Linked DNA regions of Homo sapiens: region 1 is linked to region 2. A link is a loop called in an ENCODE intact Hi-C map of the cell type or tissue named here. Cell type or tissue: endothelial cell of umbilical vein. All regions are shown on one strand. Links, peaks and the distances in the headings refer to the core of each region. The heading gives the core; the rest is flanking DNA.

Evidence for each region. A loop is a pair of places that touch in the nucleus more often than their neighbours do. Peaks named below come from ENCODE experiments on the same cell type or tissue, not always from the same donor. Only the 100,000 strongest peaks of a DNase experiment are listed, where the experiment ranks them.
Region 1: a loop joins it to region 2, with 4 times the contacts of the local background. A loop is called at or near these places in 1 of 110 quality-filtered maps.

Annotation. Positions count from the first base shown.
Region 1 is chr3:190,398,383-190,404,665 of GRCh38, reverse strand. CLDN16 (claudin 16) reads right to left here. Exons shown (of 5, transcript NM_006580.4): 2 at 2,227-2,329. Among named protein-coding and RNA genes, the nearest start is that of CLDN16, 13 kb to the right of the region's middle. In endothelial cell of umbilical vein, for the core only: no CTCF peak of the experiment used is centred there; a DNase peak (open chromatin) is centred at 2,495; H3K27ac peaks cover 1,235 bases.
Region 2 is chr3:190,341,478-190,349,486 of GRCh38, reverse strand. It overlaps a transcript of CLDN16 not described here. Among named protein-coding and RNA genes, the nearest start is that of CLDN1, 23 kb to the right of the region's middle. In endothelial cell of umbilical vein, for the core only: no CTCF peak of the experiment used is centred there; a DNase peak (open chromatin) is centred at 4,036; H3K27ac peaks cover 1,858 bases.

The sequences.
Region 1 (6,283 bases), core at 9-5,008, 57 kb before region 2:
TAACACACCCCTCCGGTAAAAGTCAGACTTTGTATGAACTTGAACATAAGTACCCCTAATGTTTTCATAAAACTAAAAAATATGAGATTATTGACATTATTGCTTGTTTAACCACAGTTCACTACTTAGTTTTGTTGTTGGTATGCTAGCAGAGAGCATCCTGGTAGATAGTGGAAACTAAATAAATGTTTTCCTTTTTGCCTCCTACTCTGGAAAATGTCTCATTCACAAATATTGTAGCCGATTGCTGAATCGAAGGTAGCATATCTGTCCTACAAAAATTTCTTAATAAATATTGAATAAATAATCACTTTAATTTTTTTTTATTTAAAAATAATAATTGGCTAAAATTTGACACAGGGAAGCAGAATAAAATATTTCAAGACTTCTTTTTGCCAGTTCAGGATAGAAGAAGCCATAAGGAGATCTTTAGAAGAAGGAGAGTTAGTTTGTGCTATTAAGTAGAAGGTAATTTCTGGAAATTAGATCATTTTCTCTTTCAGCTATTTAAATCATGACTCTTCTTGGCCAATATTACATATTAGGCCATATGGGTTTTATCTCTTCCAGACGTGACTTATTTCTCTACCCCCATATGTTAATAGGTTACATAGGTCAAAGATGAAAAAGGAACATATTAAATATAAACAGTGGTTTTCTCTACGTAGTGAGCTTATGAGTGATTATATTTTCTTCTTGCATAAATGTATATAACAGTATTTAAAAGTTTTAAATTTTTTTTAATTTTTCATTTTCTTATCAGCTTATGAATTAAAATCCATTTTAATGAATTTTTAGAATAGACAAAATGTCCATTCCTATTCAGCAAATAGTGTTTCTTTGTAGGTAGAACTAGGTTAGCACAGAGAGGGGAAAAGAAAAAGAATTAAGAAAATCCTTTTTAACAAAAATAAAACAAAGACCTTATGAACTATGTTTTTAAAAATGTTCCACGCACCCAACTTTTAAATAGCAGATGAAGAATTTTAGAGTGCTGCTGTTTTTAAGTGCTTTCCTCTGGACTGAAATAGAGGTTCAGGGGAAAAGTCACATTCCAAGGGCTTAATTTTTTATTTATCTTGAGAAAAGAAGTTGCCTTATGGTGCCATCACCCATCATTTGCTTTGAAAGAGACTAAAACCACTTTGCTTTCATAACAGAACAGATGTTTCTTAGCAGGGTTCGATGTTCTTATAAATAAACAAATAAACACTATGGAGAAGGATTGAGAGAATCAACAGTAAGATTTTTAAATTTAAGACATTTCTTTATTCATAGCAACATGGGCTCTGCTGACATGTAACTATAATTTATTTATTTATTATTTTATTTTTGAGATGAAGTCTTGCTCTGTCTCCCAGGCTGGAGTGCAGTGGTGTGATCTCGGCTCACTGTAACCTCTGCCTTCTGGGTTCAAGTGATTCTCCTGCCTCAGTCTCCTGACTAGCTGGAACTACAGGCTCCCACCACCATGATGAGCTAACTTTTTTTGGTAATTTTATTAGGGATGGGGTTTCACCATGTTGGCCAGGCTGGTTTCGAACTCCTGACCTCCAGTGATCCACCCGCCTTGGCCTCCCAAAGTGCTAGGATTACAAGTGTGAGCCACTGCACCTGGCTTTAACTATAATTTAAAGCTAAAAGTAAGGAAGATAAGGGAGCCAGCTTCAATATTGCCTGTAACAGTGCGTCACATGTGTTGGTTTTTTCTTCCACTGATCCCCATAGTCTATGTCTCTCTCTCTGGCTGTCTGCCTCTTTCTGCCTCTGCCACTCTCTCTTTCTTAGCTAACCTTCAACTGAAATAACTGTAAACTTTCTATTTGAACTAAGTCATAGCTTAAAACATCTCTGAAATGCTTTCCCCCTAACCCGTCCAGTTTAATAATGAAATTACAGCACCCTAAAGAGTTTATTTCGATTAAAAAACCATTTACTGTAAGCCTGCTGAGTATGAAGCACTATGCCTGGCCCTCTGAGGGACAGCAGAGATTAATAAGATAATATTTTTCCCTCAATGAATTTACAAATATATGAGAAAAGAGAAAATGTGCTGAAGTATATATTTCAATTCACATTTCCGAGATGAGCTCAATTTCTAACCATTACAAACTGGACCGAACCTTAATATAGTACAATAGAAAACAAAGCACAAAATGGAAACCTGAACTCAGTTTTCTGTCCCTTTCCCTTCCTGGCAAGCAGTGAGCTCTAAGGCATACGTACAGGGATGCTCCGCAAGTATGGAATCGTACTCATCACAGGTGCGAATCCCATCAAAAGCATTTGTGACGCATTCCCACCAGAGGCCTCGGCATTTTGTGCTCACCTAGATGTTAGAGAAGACACCGTGTGAAACAATTCATGCAGGCACAGTTCAGTTCCCCTTGATCAAAAAGAGAAGTTGGTGGTTGTGTTTGATAGCAAAGTAAGTGGTTACACATGTGATCAGAACTTCATTTACAACAAACAATGCGTATTAGAATATTTTCCCTTAAGCACTGACAATTGAAGCCTTTCTGGGCCAGGAAATGAATCCACTTCCTCATGAAGGGTGGGGGTAGAGAAATAAGTCACGTCTGGAAGAGATAAAACCAGAGCTAAATATATTTAAATATCTGTGGCTGCTTCCACCATTGAGTTATGGTTATGGAAAAACATCATTTCATGTCACTGTGCTGACATTTACTCACCAAAAAATATATATATATATAACAATAGATGATAACTGTTGACACCTTGAGTCTATTAAAAATATATATTGTTTCTTTATCACGAATACTGAGTTCCATGAAGAAAAATATTATCTTTATATATGAAGTTTATAAATATAAAATAATTAGCAAAGAAAACCAATAAATGAAAAGATGCCAATAAATAAAATATATAAAGGCCCCAAGTCTTATTTATTGCTCCAATGATATATTATAAATGCTTAAGCTATGTAAAGGATGTAAGCAGATTGAGCATTAATTTCATACAACTTGACGACTGTAATCCATTTTTACTTGGAAATGATGTGCAGATGACTCTAAGAATCCACTTAGAGCTAGAAGGTACCAGTTCCCTGAACCTTCTCATACTTTATCTACAAACCGTAAGTCACAATAGATTTCTTAGAATCGTAAACATGCCAACAGAAAATAGTTTCAGGTGTTCTTGATAGAGCTCACGCATATGGAACAGAGCTAATACAATTGTTTCCTCTGACCCAGTTATGGATTCAAATTACCTTCTGTATCTGGGAATAGTTTAGTAAAGTTTAACTATGAATTATCTTGGAAAATAAAAACTTAATTTTTTCCCCAAGAAAGAATAAATAACAGAGCAGGGTGGGATGAGGAATGCAAAGGAGGGGGTTAAATTGCTGTGGGGAGAAAAAAAAACATAAGAACACTTTGCTTTGGAAAATAAAATAATATTCAGGAATACATGCACTATGAAACTCTCTGCCCCATGCTATTTTTTGAGGCCGTGTTATGTGCCAAATAAAATTCTACTGCTTGCAACTTCATCGCGATTCTGAATGTTTTACCTCTATTACTACTTTATATGTAAAATACTTATAGTTGGTAATAATTATTCAATACAGAGTCTATACCATAAAGCAGTTACTATTTAGCATATTATTATTTTTCTTATTTCTTAAGGGACGTTAAGAGATATTATTTATCATCCATTTTACAAATGAGGAAATTGGGGCACAGGAAAGTTAAGTAACCCCAAGAAAGCATAGTTAATGGAGGAGATAGGACTCAAACACAGCAGTGTGTGGGTGTGCTCCTGAGCATTGCAGTGTGTTTAAAACCCATTCTTTATGATCCAACAAATCTCACTACTGGGCATTTATTCAAAGGAAAGGAAATCAGTATGTGCGCACCTCCATGCTCTTTGTGACACTATTCACAATAGCCAAGACATGGAATCAACCTAGATATCCAACCACAGAGCAATGGGTAAATACAATATGGTATATCTACACAATGGAATACTATTTAACAATTTAAAAAATGAAATTCTTTTATTTAAGTCAGCATGGATGGAACTGAATAATGTTAAATGAAATAAGCCAGGAATAGAAAGTTAAACATTGCATATTTTTACTCATATGTGGAAGCTATAAGAAGTTGATCTCGGTCGGGCACGGTGGCTCACGCCTGTAATCCCAGCACTTTGGGAGGCTGAGGCGGACGGATCAAGAGGTCAGGAGATCGGGATCATCCTGGCTAACATGGTGAAACCCCGTCTCTACTAAAAATACAAAAATTAGCTAGGCGTGGTGGTGCGTGCCTGTAATCCCAGCCACTCGGGAGGCAGGAGCATCGCTTGAACCACTGAGTCGGATGTTGCAGTGAGCCGAGATCGCGCCACTGCACTGCAGCCTGGCGACAGAGCGAGATTCCGTCTAAACAAACAAACAGAAAAAAAAACCTCGAGGTAAAAAATAAGACAGAGGATACTGAAGGCTGGGAAGGGTAGGGGCCAAGGAACAAGGAGAGATTTGTTAAGAGATACAAAATTGCAGCTAGATAAGAGGAATAAGTTCCAGTGTTCTATACCAGTGGTCTTCAACCTTTTTGGCACCAGGGACCGGTTTCGTGCAAGACAATTTTTCCATGGAACCAGTGGGTAGGGGGTTGGGGATGCTTTTGGATGAAACTGTTCCAGCTCAGATCATCAGGCATTAGGTGCTTGTAAGGAGCATGCAACTCAGAACCCTCGCATGTGCAGTTCACAACAGGGTTTGCACTCCTATGAGAATCGAATACTGCCGCTGATCCGACAGAAGGTGGAGCTTCTGTCCACCATTAGGCGGTAATGCTCACTTGCTCACTGCTCACCTCCCACTGCACAGCCCAGTTACTAACAGGCCACGGACTAGTACTGGTCTGTGGCCTGGGGGTTGTGGACCCCTGTTCTATAGCACTCTAGGATGGCTATTGTTAATAATGATATAATTTCAAATAGCTAGAAAAAAGGATATTTAATGTTTCCAACAAAAAATAAATGTTTGAGATGATGGGTATGCTAATTACCCTAATGGGATCACTATACATTATATGTATCAAAACATCACTAGGTACCCCATTTAAGAAGATGCATATGTGCTAAAAAATTGTTTAAACAGTTACAAATGTTTAAAAACAATTTTTTTTGAGGCAGAGTCTCGCTGTTTTCCCCAGGCTGGAGTGCAATGGCGCGATCGGCTCACGGCAACCTCCACCTTCTGGGTTCAAGCGATTCTCCTGCCTCAGCCTCCCGAGTAGATGGGATTACAGGCATGCGCCACCACGCCAGGCTACTTTTTTTTTTTAAGTATTTTTAGTAGAGACGGGGTTTCCCCATGTTGGTCAGGCTGATCTCGAACTCCTGACCTCAGGTGATCCGCCCACCTCGGCCTCCCAAAGTGCTGGGATTACAGGCGTGAGGCACCGTGCCCAGCCTAAAAACATTTTTTTAAAAAGAATTCCAAATCCATTTTAAAATAAAGTAATCCAGAATTGGGTATTGGATGATAGCTTTGGGTGAAGTAAGCCCTAACTTGGATCTCATCCCAAGGCTATTATTCTGCGAACTTCACCTTGGCATGCTCCTCCTTAGGTTTAAGTTGGAAACAATTCTTGGACTTTCTGGAGGATTATCTCATCCTGTGTAACACAGAGATCAAAAAATCTAATGATAAACAGCTATCTTGTGAAATTCAACATATAAATTTCTAAATAATGTGGACGTCTAAATTTATATGTGCATTACACGTAAATTAAATTTATATATGCATTAAATATTAAATATAGATTGAAACTCTTACTATCTATGTTGTAACCTTGGGGAAGATCTTACCTTTTTTGATCCTCAATCTCCTTATCTGTATACGGGAGATAATCATAGGATGGTTATAAGAATTAAAAATTACAAATACACACGCAATATAAATGATATGCTCAATAAATAAAAATAGTGGTAGTAAAGTGCTTAAACATCATAATGACTTGAGTAGTGGCTGTGTTAGGCTTTACTAACTAACCACAGTGAAGGTGGAGAAAGATGGAGGCCCTCAGAAAGATATGTCCACATTCTTACCACCAGTATATGACCTTATTTGGAAAAAGGATCTTTGAAAATGTAACTGAGGACCTTGAGATCATATTGGGTTATACAGGTGGGCTGACAAATTTCATTATAAGAGACACATGCAGGAGAGAAACAGACAAAAGAAAGATGCAATGTGACCTCTGAGGCAGAGACATTGGAGGGATAAAGCTACAAGTCAAGGAATGCCTAC
Region 2 (8,009 bases), core at 1,761-6,760:
CACTGCTATAAATACCTACCTGAGCCTGGGTAATTTATAAAGAAAAGAAGTTTGACTGACAGTTCCTCAGGCTGCACAGGAAGCATGGCTGGGGGGCCTCAGGAAACTTACAATCATGGCAGAAGGGCCAAGGGGAAGCAAGCATGTCTTCATGTGGTGGCAGGAGAGAAGGAGTGAAGGGGGAAGCTCTACACACGTTTAAACAACCAGCTCTTATGAGAACTCACTCACTATCATGAGAACAACAAGGGGAAATTCATCCCCATGATCCAATCGCCTCCCACCAGGTCCCTCCCCCAACACTGGGGATTACAATTGAACAACTGGATTTGGGTGGGGACACAAAAACCATACCAGGGTCTTACCATACTATTTCCTTTCATCTATCTGATATCGATTCATCAACCTTAATGCCCATCAATGACAGACTGGATAAAGAAAATGTGGTACATATACACGCTGGTATATTACGCAGCCATGAAAAAGAATGAGATTATGTCCTTTGCAGAGACATGGATGGAGCTAAAGACCATTATCTTTAGCAAACTAACACAGAAACAGAAAACCAGACATCACATGTTCTCACTTATAAGTGGGAGCTAAATGATGAGAACACATGGCCACATAGTGGGAAACAACACACACTGGGGTCTTTTGGAGGGTGGAGGGAGGTAAGAGAAAGAGGATCAGGAAAAATAACTAATGGGTACTAGGCTTAGTACCTGGGTGATGAAATAATCTGTACAACAAACCCCCATGACACAAGTTTACCTGTGTAACAGACCTGCACATGTACCCCTGACCTTAAAACTTAAAAAATGAATTCTTTAAATATTTATTGACACAATTTCATAAAAGAAGGTTTGCTTGGCAATGGGGGCATAGTTTTTATTTTAATGGGATAAACAGACATGAAAGCATATTGTTTTCTTTCTTCTGGTCTGACCACATTTATCCATGAGACTTAAGTGACTGCAGGCCTGTGTTGTAGGCTTTTGCTTTCCTTCACTCTGCACAGTCTCTCTAAGCAATATCTTCTATTCCCATGGCTTTAAATGAAACAAAAATCAGTGTGGGTGTGTATATCTTTGTAAGAAACATAATCTTCCAAAGACACACACCACACACACACACACACACACACACACACATTGCAGTCTTGCTGTCTTCCTTGACATTGTGGTCTCATCTTTTTTTTTTTTTTTTGATTTATTCTTTTTTTTTTTTTTTTTTGAGACGGAGTCTTGCTCTGTCGCCAGGCTGGAGTGTAGTGGCACCATCTCAGCTCACTGCAAGCTCCGCCTCCCAGATTCAAGCAATTCTCCTGCCTCAGCCGCCCGAGTAGCTGGGATTACAGGCAAGTGCCACCGTGCCAGCTAATTTTTTTTTTTTTTTTTTTGTATTTTCAGTAGAGACGGGGTTTCACCTTGTTAACCAGGATGGTCACAATCTCCTGACCTCGTGATCCACCTGCCTTGGCCTCTCAAAATGCTGGGATTACAGATGTGAGCCACCGCGCCCAGCCCATGGTCTCATCTTCTACCGATTCCTCGCCCTGTACCACCACTAGGTTCCCTATGCTCCAGCCACAGACCTTTTTTTCTGTTCCTTACAAACTACAAGATCATCACTGCTTCTGGGCTTTTGTGCACTTAGATCCCTGAAATCACCTCATATCATGCAGGTCTCAGCTCACTTGTCGCCACTTCAGAGAAACCTACTTTCATCCTCCAAACTGAAGAAGGTAATCTGTACCAATCATTGACTTTCATATCACCTCTTTTTATTGTCTACACAGCAGACATGCCTAGTTGAAATTGTCTTATTTATCTTTGTTGTTTATTATCTGTCTCCCCCATCAAGAATGACATTTCCATGAGGGCAGGAACTTGCCTATCTTATTCACAACTGTGTCCTTGATACCTAAGATAATAATTGACATGTGGCAGACACTCATAAGTATTTAGTAATGATGAATGAATGCTACAATTTTCTGATGGTCTAACACAGACCTTTCTTTTGAGTGCCAGATCGTTATATCCATTTATAACTATATGTTCCTTGGGCACTTCAAACTCAGCACTGGCATCTCTGAATTTTTCTCCTTTCTCTCTAAAACTATCCTTTTGTCCAGTGTTTTCTAGCACTATAAATAGGAGGTCTACCCAGAAAAACTGGTAGTTTTTCTTGACTCCTCCCTACTTTCTCATCACATCAAAATTATTAACAAATGTTATTGAGTCTACTCTAAAAATATTTATCAGAATCATCTATACGTTGCCATCCCCATTGCCACCATCATCATGGCTCTGCAATCGTTTCCTAGCTGGTCTCTCTGTCAATCGTCTCTGCCACATATTAGCTTTGTGACCTTGGACATATTTTTAAACTTCATAGTGCCTCAGTTTCCTCACTCACCTCTCCAGTTAGGCAAACATCTTACAGTTACAGCATGAGGATAAAGAGTATCCTCCAAAATAATAATAGTGTTCTCCAAAGTGTCCCCCCGCCCAAACCTCGGCGTGTGAACTTATTTGGAAATAGGAGCTTTTCGGAAGTAATAAGGTAATACTGGATTAGGGTGAGCCATACAATAACTGATGTCCTTATAAGGAGAGAACAATTTGGACACAGAAACATGGGCAGAGGGAAGGCAATGGGAGACACAGGGGAGAATGTCATGTGGAAAGGCAGAGGCTGGGGTGATGGATCTGCAAGCCAAGCAACACCAGGGATTGTGAGTAACCACTACAAGCTAGGAGAAGGCAGGGAAGGATACTTCCCAAGATCCCCTTCAGACAAAGCCTATGACCTTACTGGTATCCTGATCTCAGACGTCTGGGCTCCAGAAAAATGAGAGAATGAATTTCTTTTAAGCCACCTAGTTTGTGGTAATTTGTTGCCACATCCCTAAGAAACTAGTATAGTTGTTGTAAAGAATACTAGGACAACTTACATAAAGAATGTACAGTTTTGGCTATAGTAAGCATAAAATAAAATTTAGTTATTATTTTAATTTCAGCATCATTATGAATCTAGATCAAAACTGTTAAAACGCAAATATGACTGGGTCACTATCCTGCTTAAAATTGCCGGAGGATTTTTATTGTTCATAGAATAGAGACCAAAACTTTAAAACAGTTCAAAATTCCCTGTAGCAAAATCTGGTCACACACCCACATCTCTACATGGTACTTCTTTTTCCTTCAGTTTTTTTTTCCTTCCCTAAGCAAACAGAACTTCTTTTGAATTTTTATTCTCTCTCACCTCCAGGCATTCTAACATGTGGTTCCCTCTGCTAAAACACTTTCTTTTCTGTTTCTTTCCTTCGGTCTCGGTGTAAATTCCTTCTTTAAGGGAGTTCCTTCCTGGTTAAGGAAGATCCCTCTGTCTTACGTGCCATAGGACGCTTCAGTTCTATCCTTGGCTACTTCCATCACACTTCTGAATGTTCATGTGTATTGTCACTTACACTGTAAGACCTAAAAGGACTGGTTACAAGAGTCTTGTTATTTGGGTTTAGTCCAGTCCCTGGCATATGCTCAGCACTACCTCAATAAATATTATATATATTACATAAATAAATGAATAAGATTATTTCAATACAATGTAATCAATACAGTAATAAACATACAGTTGTTAGTTTAAAGGAGGGGACAGATGGATAGACTGGCAGATTACCTGGGACAAACTGAAAGTCAGAATTTTATGAGAAGGAAGGAAAGCTGCCAAAGTGTGTTTATTTTAGCCTCTTCCTGTATTTCACGAATGAATAACTGGAAGCCCAGTGAGGTAAAGCATTTAAACAAAGCTGAACACCTATCAGTGGCAAAACTAGAACCAGAATTCCTTTTCCTCATCAAAGAGTCTTTCTAGAGAGCATTATGCTGCTTATGATAAAGAGAGACGGAGCTAGGCCTGTAAAAAATAAATATGAGATTAACACAACTGAAAGAAGAGGCTCTGGAAAAACACGAGGCTTGTTTACAGAGGAAAAATAATAGTGATGAGATGAGAGCATTTTCAAATAATTCCAGGATTGCCAAATAGGGTGATTCAAACCTGATAGGAAGTAACTCAAATTCCATAAGTGCAGTGAGAGAATGTGTAACTAAGGGAGGAGAAGTCAAATTCCTGAGGTGCAGTGGGTGTGTGATATGAAGAGGAGAAGAGAAAGTCCCTAAACTGAGAAATATCACAAAATGAACAAAGAGGTTGTGAAAGACCTTTTATCTGGTAGTATCCATCCGAGCCAAAATCCTGCCTGCCTGCCCCTAGAAGCTCTTGCCAGCTATCTCCCTGGTTACTATCAAAGCTGGTAAGACAACAAGAACCAGGAACTTAAACTGTAGCTTAATACAGAGTTCACTAGCAGCACTGTGTGTGTGTTAGGTGGAGAGGGGTGTCTTTAGTCAAATTACTTTACCCTTTAAATCTACAAATTTCAGTGTTAACATTGGTATTAGCTTAACTCTTCCTCTGTCTCTGAATTTTGTCTATTTTCCCCATACTCTTCTAAGTAAAAGTCTGATCTTATTCATTTATTTACACTTCTGGGTAAATAGAATTATTTCCTCTGAATCGATCTGTGTGAAAATACAGCTACCTGACCCTTCTCTGCCAATATTCAATGTGTCCCTAAATCCCAACCAAATTCCTAGCATGAGCAAGAAGACCCCCTTTTACAGCTTGGCCTAATTTTTGCAACTCTTTCTCCAGACATTTATCCTCCTTTATTCTATAACCTAATCACATGATTATCTGGAATCCTTAGTTTTTTTTTTTATTTCCACAGCTTTCCTTATGCTACTTTTTTATGGAAGACAAGGAAAATTTAGTGATTTAATTCTTAATGTTTTGCCAAAATAAAAGTGTCGACTAAAAGTATACATACATATATAATTTTAACATTTAATATATTTTCACATTTATACAAATGCATTTACAGAATACATAGTATGTAATACAGTATGTACTATGTATAATTATGAATTATATATAATATACATTATTCACTACTCTATAATACTTATATGAAAATTAAGAACAGTTTATATACACATTAAATCTATCAAATATTAATGACTGTTTAAATAATATTTAATAGCAATTTATCTGTAGTACTTTTAATACCAGTAGTGAATATGATTAAGATAATTAAAGCTTCTTGGAGGTGCATGCATAAAAATCCACATATGGCTTTTCTGGGAATTTTAAGAAGTTATTCAGAGATGTTTAGGTAATATAAGCAATTTCTCTGAAGGTGTTATTTAGTTACAGAAATTTGGAAGCTCTGTGTTTTATAATGATGGCTATTCTTCATACGTGCTTTCAAAGCGTTTTTCAAAATTATTTTTTATATTTTTTATATTTCATTTCATTAAAAAATGTATTGTGCACATTTAAGTTATACAACATGATGTTATGATACATGTATATAGTAAAATGATTGCTGCAGTGAAACAAAATAGCAAATCCATCATCTTACATATTTATTCATTATTCGCCCTATCACATGTGAAGATACAATCTACCCATGTAGCAAAAATCTTGACTACAGTACATTATTATTTACTGTAGTCTCTATTTGTACATTAGATCTTTCAACTTGTTCATCCTACGTTGCTACTTTGTATCCTCTGGCCTGTATCTTCCCATTTTCTCCCCCAGACCTGAACTCTGATAACCACTGTTTTATTTTCTATCTCTTTTTATTGATTTGACTCCCCTGCCATTTTTTTAAGATTCCATATATAAGTGAAGTCATGTGATATTTTTCTTTCTGTGTCTGACTTACTTCACGTAGCATAATGCCCTTCAGATTCATATATGTCGTGGCAAATGGCAGAATCTCTTTGTACTTAAGGCTGAATAATATTTCTTTGTATATATACACTATAGATTTTTTATCCATTCATCCACTGATGTACACCTAGGTTGTTTCTGTATCTTAGGTATTGTATGAACAATGCTGCAATGAATATGAGAGTGCAGATATCTTTACGAGGTGGTGATTTTATCTCCTTTGAGTATATACCCAAAAGAGATATTGCTGGATCATATAGTAGCTATATTTTTAATTTCTTTAGGAACTTCTATACTTTTTTTATGGCTGTACCAATCTACATTCCCAAAAGTGTACAAGGCTTCCCTTTCTTCCACACCCTGATCAACATTTTTTATCTCTTGTCTTTTTGATACCAGCTATCCTAACAGGCGTGAGGTGGTATCTTATAGTTGCTTATGATCTATTTTCCTGATTATTAGTAATGTTGAGCTCTTTTTCATACACTTGTTGGCAACTTTTATGTCATCTTTGGAGAAATACGTATTTCAGTCCTTACCCAGTTATAAGTGGGTTATAAGTTTTCTCACTATTGAGTTGGATGAGATCTTTATAAATCTTTTATATTAACCCTTTCTCTGATACATGATTTGCAAATATTTTTTCCAATCCGTAGGTTGTCTTTTCATTTTGTTGATTGTTTTCTTTGCTATGCAAAAGCTTTTTGATTTGATATAGTCATACTTATTTACTTTTGCTTTTGTAGCTTAAACTTCTGGTGTGATATTCAAGAAATCATTGCCAAGGCCAATGTCAAGGAGTTTTTCCCCTATGTTTTTTTCCAGGAGTTTTATGGCTTCATTTCTTATGTTTAAGTCTTTAATCCATTCTAAATTAATTTTTGTGTGTGCTGGAAGGGTCCAATGTATTTCTTTTGCATGTGAAAATCCAGTTTTCTGAGCACCATTTATTGAAAACACTATCTTTTTCCCATTGCATCATGTTGGTATCTATGGTGAAAATTAGTTAACTGTAAATGTTTGGATTTATTTTGGGACTCTCCCTTCTGTTCCACTGGCTGACATGCCTCTTTTATGCCAGTACCATGCTGTTTTGTTTACTATAGCTTTGTATCCTTTTCAATTTCTTTCATTAATGTCTTATAGTTTTCAGGGGACAGGTCTTTCACCTCTTTGGTTAAATTTATTCCTAAGAATTTCAATTTTTATGCTATTGTAAATCAGATTGTCTTTTTGCTTTCTGTTTCACCTAGGTCATTATTTGCATATATAAATCCCACAGATTTTTGTATGTTGATTTTATATCTTGCAACTTTACCAAATTCTACCACCATGTGAGATGTGCCTTTCACCTTCTGCCATAATTGTGATGCATCCCCAGCCATGTGGAACTGTAAGTCCAATAAACCTCTTTCTTTTGTAAATTGCCCAGTCTCAGGTATGTCCTTATCAGCAGCATGAAAATGAACTAATACAGTAAATTGGTACCAGCAGAGTGGGGTGCTCCTGAAAAGATACCTGAAAATGTGGAAGCGACTTTGGAACTGTGTAACAGGCAGAGTTTGGAACAGTTTGGAGGGCTCAGAAGAAGACAGGAAGATGTGAGAAAGTTTGGAACTTCCTGGAGATTTCTTGAATGGCTTTGCCAAAAATGCTGATAGTGATATGGAAAATAAAGTCCAGGCTCAGGTGGTTTCAGATGGAAATAAGGACCTTTTGGGGAACTGGAGCAAAGGTGACTCTTGTTATGTTTTAGCAAAGAGACTGGCAGCATTTTGTCCCTGCCCTAGAGATTTGTGGATCTTTGAACTTGAGAGAGATGATTTGGGGTATCCGGTGAAAGAAATTTTTAAGCAGCAAAGCATTCAAGAGGTGACTTGAGTGCTGTTAAATGCATTCAGTTTTAAAAGGGAAACAGAGCATCAAAGTTCAGAAAATCTGCAGCCTGACAATGCAATAGAAAAGAAAATCTCATTCTGCGGGGAGAAATCCAAGCCGGCTATAGAAATTTGCATAACTAATGAGAAGCCGAATATTAATCACCAAGTCAATGGAAAAAAATATCTCCAGGGCATGTGAGAGACCTTTGTGGCAGCCCCTCCCATCACAGACCTGGAGGCCTAGGAGGAAAAAAATTGTTTAGTGGGCCAGGCCCAGGGTTCCTCTGCTGTGTGCAGCCTAGGGACTTGGTACCCTGCATCCCA